2 separate regions of the Mus musculus genome follow, and region 1 is linked to region 2. A link is a contact called in ENCODE Hi-C or POLR2A ChIA-PET data. All regions are on one chromosome and are shown on one strand. Each heading gives the region's core, a stretch centred on a gene start or an enhancer-like site at or near the end of the contact. The rest is flanking DNA. Distances are from core to core; before and after follow the strand shown.

Region 1 (4,578 bases), core at 197-2,696, 79 kb after region 2:
CAGATGAAGGAAACTCCCACCAGGCTCACACACATGCTCAGAGGCATTTAATCAGTCTGGCAGGAGTGGCTGTTCATGGGCGTGATTCCATGTCTTTTATGCCCAGTCTGAGCAGGCTTGGGATGAACAAACCCTTCCCTCCCTCCCGGTAGACTGGTAAACTTGTTTTCAAGCCAGGCTGTCCTAGGGACACGGAGAGCACAAAGCCCGGGTGCAGCTTACACTTTACAGTCATTGAGGTTAACGTTTGCACTGGTAGTGTCCCCCAAAAGTTGCAGTTCAGGGCTGGGGTGGGATCTGACACCCCCAGATCAACTTCTACACTGGGTGGCCCCTTTGTTGCCTGCCGGGGCTTCTGGGATAAAGGTGCCGTCCATCACGTGGAGTGCAGGGCTGGACCTCCTGGGCTGGTGCCAACGACAGAGGTGTGCTCACTGTGAAGGGTGCGGAGAGCTTGAGGAACGGGATCTCGACGCTTTAGTCGCCCGAGGATCAGGACATCAGCCTACTAAAGGAACTCGGTTGTTTTTATCTGACATTCACGGCAGTACCCCCTCCCCCACCAAGTCCCCTTTATACATACACCCTAGGGACTCGAGAGCCCCGGACAAGACTTAAACTAACAGAGAGGTCAGAGGGGAAGGCCTGGTAATTAACCCAACATCCTAAGCAGGGAGTCAGGGGTCAGTGGGAGTGGGGGGAGGAGTAGATCTCAGCCTTTGGCCTGAGGAGGTCTCCAGGGGCACCCACAGGTGGAATTCCAGCCTCGGCCTGGCCGGCCATTCCCAGTCTCTGCTTCAGAGCCGGGGGCCCTGCCTGTCTGGGGCTAGGCCTCTTGCAGGGGTGGAACCTCTGCACCCCCCCCCCCCCGCCTCCCGCCCCCATCCGAAGCAGCAGCTGAGTCCCTCCCCCGCTGCCCCTCCCTTCTCCACTCTACTTTGGGAGAATAACCTGTGATAATTTTTTTCTTCTTCTTTCTGGCAACTAATGGACTCCTTAAATAGCAAAAATTGCGGCCTGTAATTAAGATCTTGCTTTTTAAATGATTAATCATTGTAACCCCTTTGAGCGGCAATCCTACTTTACTTTCCACTCTTCCTACATTGAAATGCAGATCGCTGGCAAAGGAGGGAGGTGCTCCCAAGCCACTGAGGAGCAATTAAACCTTCCCAGCTGTCACTTGTGCCTCGTCTGCCTCCTCGGCCTGTCCAGACGCTGAGGAGAGAGCTCAGGGCCCCTGCTCCCCGGCGGCGGCGCCAGACTCGCCAGCGGCCTGGCTGGGGGCACCGGGACAGTCTGCCTCCACGCCTGACCCCTGCCCCTGCGTGGCAGCCCGGGTCTGGCTCGTGGGAACTGCTAGGAAAGCAGGCGACCTCTGCGGAAGCCTTACTGAGGCACTTGGGGGAGTCAGACCTCATTGGGTTTCCGCCAACAGTCGAGAGGAGGAGCCTCATTTCCGCAAGGGGAGGACAGAGAGTACACAGATTCACACGGTTGGTGGGTGGTCAGAGCAGGGCCTTAAACAAGCTCTAGTGGATTCAAAACTCAAGCCCAGTTTACTCTTTCATGTCAGCAGCGAGCCAAGGGCACACCTCATGGGAACGTGAGGGGGGGGGGGGAGGGGGAAAGCCTATGCAATTCCTTACCTGCTTACAAAGGCTATCAGGACAGAGCTCTTCCGCCAACCTTGCAAACAGAATCCATCATGTGTTAGCTAAGCCTTCTTCTTCCTTTGATAGGCACATGAGCTCATGACCTGACCTGGGGATGGCAGGTGGGCAAGGCTAGAAGAGAACTCGGGAACCCCTGAGTCTACACCCTGTAATGACTTCAGAGGATCTGTGGATGAACTAGGGGGGATCACGCACGGCCTTGTCGGTACTCACTATGGTACCAAAGCACCTAGCAGAATCTCCAGGGCCAGTGAGGTGAGCAGCCTGGAACATGCCAACACAAAAGCAATTCTTGCTTCAAAGAGAACAAAAGAGTTTATTCCGGAACAGATACGAATGACCATGACTAGGGACCATGGCTGTATGTAGGTTGTTTTGGATACCCTGCTCCATTGTGGATGGGTTATAGTCACAGAACAAAGAGATGTTGGAAAGCAGCGTGCTTACTGGCATCAGCGAATGCATCGAGGGAACTCTATGTGCAGAGTCCAGGGCATCACTCACCCTTTTAGACAGAGGCCTGTTAGCCCATGCTGGTCTTCAATTCTGTAAGTAGCTGAGAAGGATATTGAACTTTTAATCCTCCTGCCCTCATCTCTGCAGAGCTGGGATTTCAGGTGTGTAGCACTGTGCCCAGTTTCTGCAGTCGTCAGCAGAAAACCAAACCAAACCAAACCACACACTTTTCACTTCAAAAGGCACAAGAGTGCATTTTGGATGCACAGATGTGAATGAGTAGAGCCCAGGAAAAGCAGGTTTGGGCTCCCCAAATTCCATGTTCCAATGTGGTAATAGTTTCATGAAGTTTCAATAGTAACAGAACCAAGAAAGTCATAAGCCAAGACACTTTAAAATTATATTGGCGGAAGGGCTGGAGAGATGGCTCAATGGGCACTTGCTGCTCTTGCGGAGGACCCAGGGTCAGCTCCCAGCATCCACACAGTGGCTCACAACCATCTGTAACTCCAATTCCAGAGATCTGACACCTTCTTCTGATGTCCATGGGAACCAGGCAGGCCCATAGTACATATACATATACACGGGCCAAACATTTATACACGAAAAAAAAAAGAAAAATATATATTGGTGGAAATATTAGACAGTTTACAAAAAAAAAAAGCAAGAAATCTCTATTGTAAACCTGGAAGCTTTGGGTCTGATTGTACATCTCCAAAGGATCTACCTAGTAGTTACAAGGCATTAGGTCAAATACAGACGTAGGCAACGCTTTGCTATTTGAGACCAGCAACATTTCAACTCTTCCCAAACATCGAAGTTCTACTCAGCCTTGCAGCATGTTTGAAATGAAGTTTGAGAAAGTTTAAGACCCCACCCCAGGAACTTCAGTTTGTACAGTGTTGGAAATCAAACCCAGGACTTCTTAATGCCAGCCAAGCTCTCTATAACTGAGCCGTAGAACTGGATGATCACGATGTCTGGCATCACTTAGCATCAGCAGAGGATGGACAGCTGCTGGGTTTAGCAGCGCGCTCCAAAAATCTTCCTTAACAGTCACAAGGCTACAAGGTCAACTGCTGAGCTTTGCGGTGCATGTTTGTAAGTCTAGTTCTCAAGAGGCAGAGATCTCAAAAGTTCAAGGCCAGCTTGGCTTATATCACAAGTTTGAAGTCAGCCTGAGCTGTACAGTAAGATTCTGTCTCAAAAGTAAGTAAGTAAGTAAGTAAGTAAATTCTGTCGGGTGTTGACGTTGGTAGCAAGCGGCCACTAAAAGGAGCTAAGAAGGCTCACACTTGCCTCTCCTCTGCAGCATCTCAGTTGCCATGGTCAGGGTGTCTGTCAGTCATCAGAGAAGCTTACAGTAGTCACAGTTCTTCCTTCCCAGTACTTGTCAACCTTTCTAATGTCGCGTGCCCCTTTAACACAGTTCCCCATGCTGTGGTGACCCCCAACCATAAAATTATTTTCACTGCTACTTCATGACTGTGATTTTGCCACAGTTATGGATTGTAATGTAAATATCCAATATGCAAGGTATCTGATATGTGATTCCCCAGGGGGTTGAGTTGAGAACTGCTGCTTAGACTCCGCTGGCACGCTTTTCCAGGAAAACACGCATGCACACTCAGAGAGAGAGAGAGAGAGAGAGAGAGAGAGAGAGAGAGAGGATGTTAGAACGGACTTCATGAATGCTGGTTGTGCAAATCTATCTCTATTGGGATGCTCAAGGCTAGAGGGCTACAAAGCCTGTGCCTCCTTGAAAACCAAATTGAGATGTGTGCAGAGATTAGTGTGGATCTGGGCTTGGGCAGGGAAATAGGAGTAGCCAACACATGGCCAAAGGGAATCTTCTTTGAAGTAGCCAGCTTACTTCTGGAGATTTACTCTACACTGGGAATCAACTGAATCAAGTGCAGAACTATTTGTTGTTGTATAAATAAATAAATCATGAACAAGAGAGAGAGATCAGTGTCAGACCGGGAAACTGAGAAGGGAGGATGGGCCCTCTGCACTGTGGGCAGATGCCTCAAGGAGTTCCAGAACCCTTGGCCATGAAGAAGAGGAGGAAGAAGAGGAGGAGGAGGAGGAGGAGTGGTGGGAGAAACACAAATAAAGAATATATAAGCATCACATTGGATCCGTCATGGTAATGAACGCCTATATTCCCACCACTGGGGAGCTGGCGGCAGTTCCAAAATCTCCTATACACTCACAAGTTTCCATCAATATCACCTCCCTCCAGATAATGGTCTTCATTCTCCCCGAATGCACACACACCCTCCATGGGTACAGGTATAGAAAGTTATTTCTCCAGGTAGGACCAATGGTGATCTGTGACCTGGCTGTGACTGTCACCGGCTATGTGTGAGCTATCCTCTCATCTTCTGCAGAGATGTCCCAGCGTCCTTGGTCTCTAACATAGTCTCATAGGCTCATTCAAATCAAT
Region 2 (4,631 bases), core at 729-3,228:
GGGGGAGGGGAGGAGTGGCCGAGCCTGCCAGACTGTTAAGGAGTGGCTGAGAAAGTTAGGGGAATGCTGGGGTTCCAAAACAAGAGATAGCCTTTACCTCGGGCAAGGACTCCCCCCACCCCCAACACTCTTTCTAGATCAAGTCTTCGAGGTTAGTGTGATCAAAGAGGCCAAGGGAAGATCGACTTCACCTTAGGGACTACCTCAGAAGCCTGTGGATGGAGTGCGAGGAGAAAGAGTTGGGGCCTTCAAGGCTTCCCCACGAAGACCTGCCCCCCCCCCTCTAAGTCACTGTACTATATCTTAATCTCCCAGGGTCTCCTAGGCTGCTCTGTCGGGTCTCTGGATATGTCGCCCTTTCGGATCCTTTTCTGGAAGCTTGTTTCTGGGTTGCTGTCTCCATCCAGTTCTGGAAGTCTGACTCATCACCTTCATCCTGTCTCCTGCTTTTCCGCTTTTCTTTCCCCTCTTTCTCTTCTTGCCTTGTTCTGCACAGTCAGCAATCTGGATTCTTCTAATAAGAATCTCCCCCCAAAACACAAAACACACACACACACACACACACACTTTTTCCCTTTTAAGATCAGGCCTCCAAGAGTAGAGATTAAGGCCAGTTAATATGTTATCTTATGTTTTTCTGGACTAAATTTTCCACCATGAACACCAGCACAACCCGGGAAGAGAAGACGTCTAGAAAACCAACTATACTGATCTCAAACTAATTTTAAGAGGAGGCATCTAGGAAGATCGTGGAGACCAACACAGTAAAAATAAATAAATAAATAAATAAATAAATAAATAAATAAATAAATAAATAAATAAAATAAAGTAGCAGGGGAAATAATCAGAGCAAGACCAGGAAGAAGAAAGGAGCGGTGGCAGGCACAGCTTCCGGGAGGTGGTGTTCTAGGAATCCGGGAGAGCATGCCCCATTCAAACGGCTCAACTCCCTCCTTTGGGAGGCGATCAGTTTGCAAGGGGTTAACTGCGTTGCTCATGAACTTGGCCTGTCTGTCTGGCTCAGGATGAATGATGAGACACGCTGACAAGTTCGGCCGGAGGGACCTCCCCTGCTGTGGTGGCGAGAGAAGCACACTGGCAGAAGGGACCCTGAGCGAACCACAGGGACGCAAGAGGAAGAGGTGGTTCCGCAGGTCAGGCACTCGGGTCTGCCTGCCCTCTCTGTTCCCGCCTCCTCTTGACCTTTCGCCCCCTTCCTCGTAGCTTCCTAATATCATCTTGGAGCACTAGAATTTTCAGGGGCTCTGACTCTGAGTCCCAGAACCCTGTACCCGCCCTGTGGACAATGCCGAGCGCGATGCAGCCGGGCTCTGGAGCCTGACCCGGGGAGGCCGGATTCAGCATTTGGACAGCGGCTCGGGGGCCGGTTTGCGGCCCAAAGAGTTTGCAGGTGCACCGCCCTGGATGAGGCGAGGTAGGGGACACTCTGGGTCTCGGAGGAGCGTGATCCAGGTTGGAACGCAACCCAGACTGTCAACGAAACACGTTCCTGCGAGCTAAAGAATCCCTTCCGAGCCCTCATTGCGACCACCAAACCAGCCAATCCCTCGTGGGTTCCCTCAGCCAACACTTGTGTGTGTGAAAAGATCAAATGCCCCCATTGCATCCAGAGCGCAGACGTCCCTCAAATCCTAGGCTCTCCATTCTTCCCCGAGCATCCTGGATCCCTGGGCTTGGAGCTGCCTGTGAGGCTTCCAGCCCTCTGCTTGTCACCACTTCCCAGGTGGTTGGTGGCTCTGGGTGAACCCAGTGGAGCGGGGCGTTTGCGGGGAGGGCTGTTCGGATGCAAGCTGGGCGCGGGCAGGCTGGGCCGGGTCGCAGGGCAGGGCGCCCCTCGTCTCCTGCCTCCGCCTCTCGGTTCCGCACTGGTCCGAGTGAAGCCAGGGGGGGCGGGGGGGAGCCGCGCTGACGTCACTGCGGGCCGTGCCCGCCCGAGAAGGCGGCGCTGAGCCGCTCAGAGCCGGGAGAAGCGGCGCGCCGCCAGGAACCCCCGCGCCACCGCCGCCGCGCCTGCCTCCAGCAGCTCTCGGCCACGCGACCGTGCGGTCAGCGGCGCTTGGAGGGCGGCCGGAGCTGGGCCTGAGCCTGGAGACTCGCCTGATCCCGGGCGGCCGAACCACCATCACCACAACCGCCCCACCCCCGCCGTCGCCTCGTGGGGCCCCGGCCCCCTCCCGGGTCCGTAAGTGTCACTGCCTTCTGCGTCTCGGCCGGGCTAGAAGAGAGGGGCTAGGGCGTCAGGTTGGTAGTCTCCACTAAGACAGTGTCAGGGAGCCGGCTGGACTGGTTCAGGGGCCTGGGGTATCTCTGTGGGTCCCTCTTGAACATCTCAAGGGCTCAGGGCTTTTCTTGACTACAGGGGGGTTGGGGGTTAAGCTCTAATTGTGGGTCAGAGCTCAGGCATCTCCCGCAAATCTTCAAGACCAAGGTCAAGGGTCTTGGGATAGCGAGATGAGACGCGCCTGCGGTGTTCAGAAAGGGACAGGGTGAGAGGTCCGATGGAAGTTGTGGGGAGGTAGAGAGAGAGAGGTTTGAGGGAAAGAATGTTTCTGAAAGAGGTTTCAGGGAGTCCCCTCCCTAAGTCCTACCCGTGACTTTCTTCTGCCTTCTTATCCCTCACCGCTCCCCCCCCACACACACACACACCAACACACAAATAACCTACAAAGTGGCTTCCTGGAAAAAAATTTTTTTGAGAAAAATGAAACACATAGCACCCACTCTAAGCAAGATTTGTGACGTCTTTTTCCCCTTTTAAATAGGAAGTTGGGAGAGCCCTCCTTTCAGTACTCCACTCCATGCTTTGGGGCAGGCCTTTTGGAGCTGTCTGTGGGCGTCTCTGACACTCCCTCCAGTCTAGCTTTGAGCTGAGAAGAACAAGGGAACCATGGATGGAGCTTGAGGCTGTTTAGGGTCATCTCTGGGAGAAGCTTGGGTGGTAGGGTGTCACAGGAAGGAGGCAGCTGGCTCTAGCAAGGAGAGGCTCCAGGCCAAATCTCTGGAGCAGCAAAGACATCCAAAAAAATACAATCTCTGAGCCATTGTGGCAGAGAGGCCAGATGCTGGGCTTCAAGGGGAGAGAGACCCTCTTTGAATCTTCTTCATATTGGGGGTGTGTGATAGGTTCTTAAGGGGGTCTGGAGTTTGAGGGTCTGGCTTTCAGTCAAGGGAGGTCAGAGGTAGGTTAAGTAGGCACAGACATAGGGGTGCACCTCAGGAGCCTCCAGGAGCAATACTGGCTGGTCACGGGAAAGGCTTGGCATTTTGAGGAAGGTATTTTGAGGTCCCTGTTTAGAAAAGCCCACACCCTGCTGCCTGCCTTCACCTCAGCTGTTGAGGAAGTGGGCAGGTTAAAAGACAGAAAGGAAGATACTGTCCAATCGGCCATGTGTGTTTGAGGGGAGGTGTGGAGGCCTCTGTACCCTCTGGGTACAGGGAACTGGCTCCATCTGTGGTAACCCAAAGCTGGGTCTCCTTGTGAACAGCCCTTCAAGCCTCCAGACAATAGGAAGATCAGCTTAATCAAAGCTTGAGCCCAAGGAAGGGATGGGAGAGAAAAGCTGCCAGGGGGAAGAGGCACCTGGAATCAGCCTGGGCTGTGGCTAGAGATTCTGTGTCCTAATTACAGCCCAGAGGGGGATGAAAGGGAGCGTTGCTGCCAGGCTGAATGGCAGGCCAAGTGGCTGCATCTGCTTTGCTCCACCAGCCCCAGGCTCCCAGCCTCAGGATCTGGGCAAGGTCCTGGTCGCAGGACAAGGGTATCTGCACCCTACTGTGAGTGAGGGTGTGAATTGTCCTTCTCGGAACCCCTTATCTCATAAGCGGAGTAACTACCGACAGGGAATAGAAGCACGGAGTCGAGGCAAGTGGAGTTCATGGAGTGGATGCCTGCCAGCAGGCGCAACAGCACTCCTGTACTGTGCATGTAGATCTGCATGCACAAGTAACATGCCAGCCTTGGGGGCGGCCTCATAAGCTGACTGTGGGAGAAAATGCAAGGTAGGTTTCAGTGGGCTCTAGGGCACATGTGGATAGTTTCTGTAGATTCAGATATGGGAACTCAGCGCAGGATTTTTGTCCCTCTGTGGTGATTTATGAAAATAGGAGTATGAAAAATGGAGTCTCCAACCTTTGGTGGAGATGTCTAAGTGCTGGCCGTCCCCCTGGATGCTTGCTTTTCTAAGTTACTGTAGGCACCCTTAGGACTCAGGTTTCAAACCACAACTTGGAGACCAAGGAACTTCTGAGCTAGGTGAACTGCTGAAGACAAAAAAATGCCGGGTGGGCAGTTCTCAGCACCATGGCCAGGGCCTGTCAGCAACCATGGGTTTTCTAGCTCTAGATCCACTGCCAGCTCTTTCTTGGGACTTAGGGACAGTAGGCTAGAGGCAAGAGATTGATATAGGAGGAAGTGTAGCGAACTTAGACCCGGCCCAGAGTACAGTGTGAAGATGAAAAGACAATCAGAGCCAAAGTCAGCTGGGTCCTCCGTGGGTAGGCTCAGCCCCAAACAATGTGTCCCTGCTGGGTCTGACCTGGAGGCTTCCCATCCTGTACATGGGTGTGGCTGCTAGCTCAAGGAGACTACCTACTGCCCTGTCCCACCAGAA

Evidence for each region. Hi-C counts contacts between places; a loop is a spot of excess contacts on that map. ChIA-PET counts read pairs that join two places held with the same protein, here RNA polymerase II (POLR2A).
Region 1: a map of CH12.LX shows a loop between it and region 2 (2.6-fold over the local background). The contact joins the enhancer-like site here to the promoter of Mir9-3hg in region 2. A Hi-C loop is called at or near these places in 2 of 37 maps with a recorded cell type or tissue (CH12.LX and mouse embryonic stem cell). POLR2A ChIA-PET finds 5 or more read pairs at or near these places in 1 of 5 experiments (embryonic stem cell).

The regions. Positions count from the first base shown.
Region 1 is chr7:79,577,690-79,582,267 of GRCm38, forward strand. No RefSeq gene overlaps it. Among named protein-coding and RNA genes, the nearest start is that of Gm31740, 30 kb to the left of the region's middle. Within about 2 kb of position 1,447, at least 1 of the 3 ENCODE cell types and tissues checked has a DNase peak (open chromatin) inside an H3K27ac peak, as active enhancers do.
Region 2 is chr7:79,498,048-79,502,678 of GRCm38, forward strand. Mir9-3hg (Mir9-3 host gene) reads left to right here and starts at 1,979. Exons shown (of 3, transcript NR_040314.1): 1 at 1,979-2,203.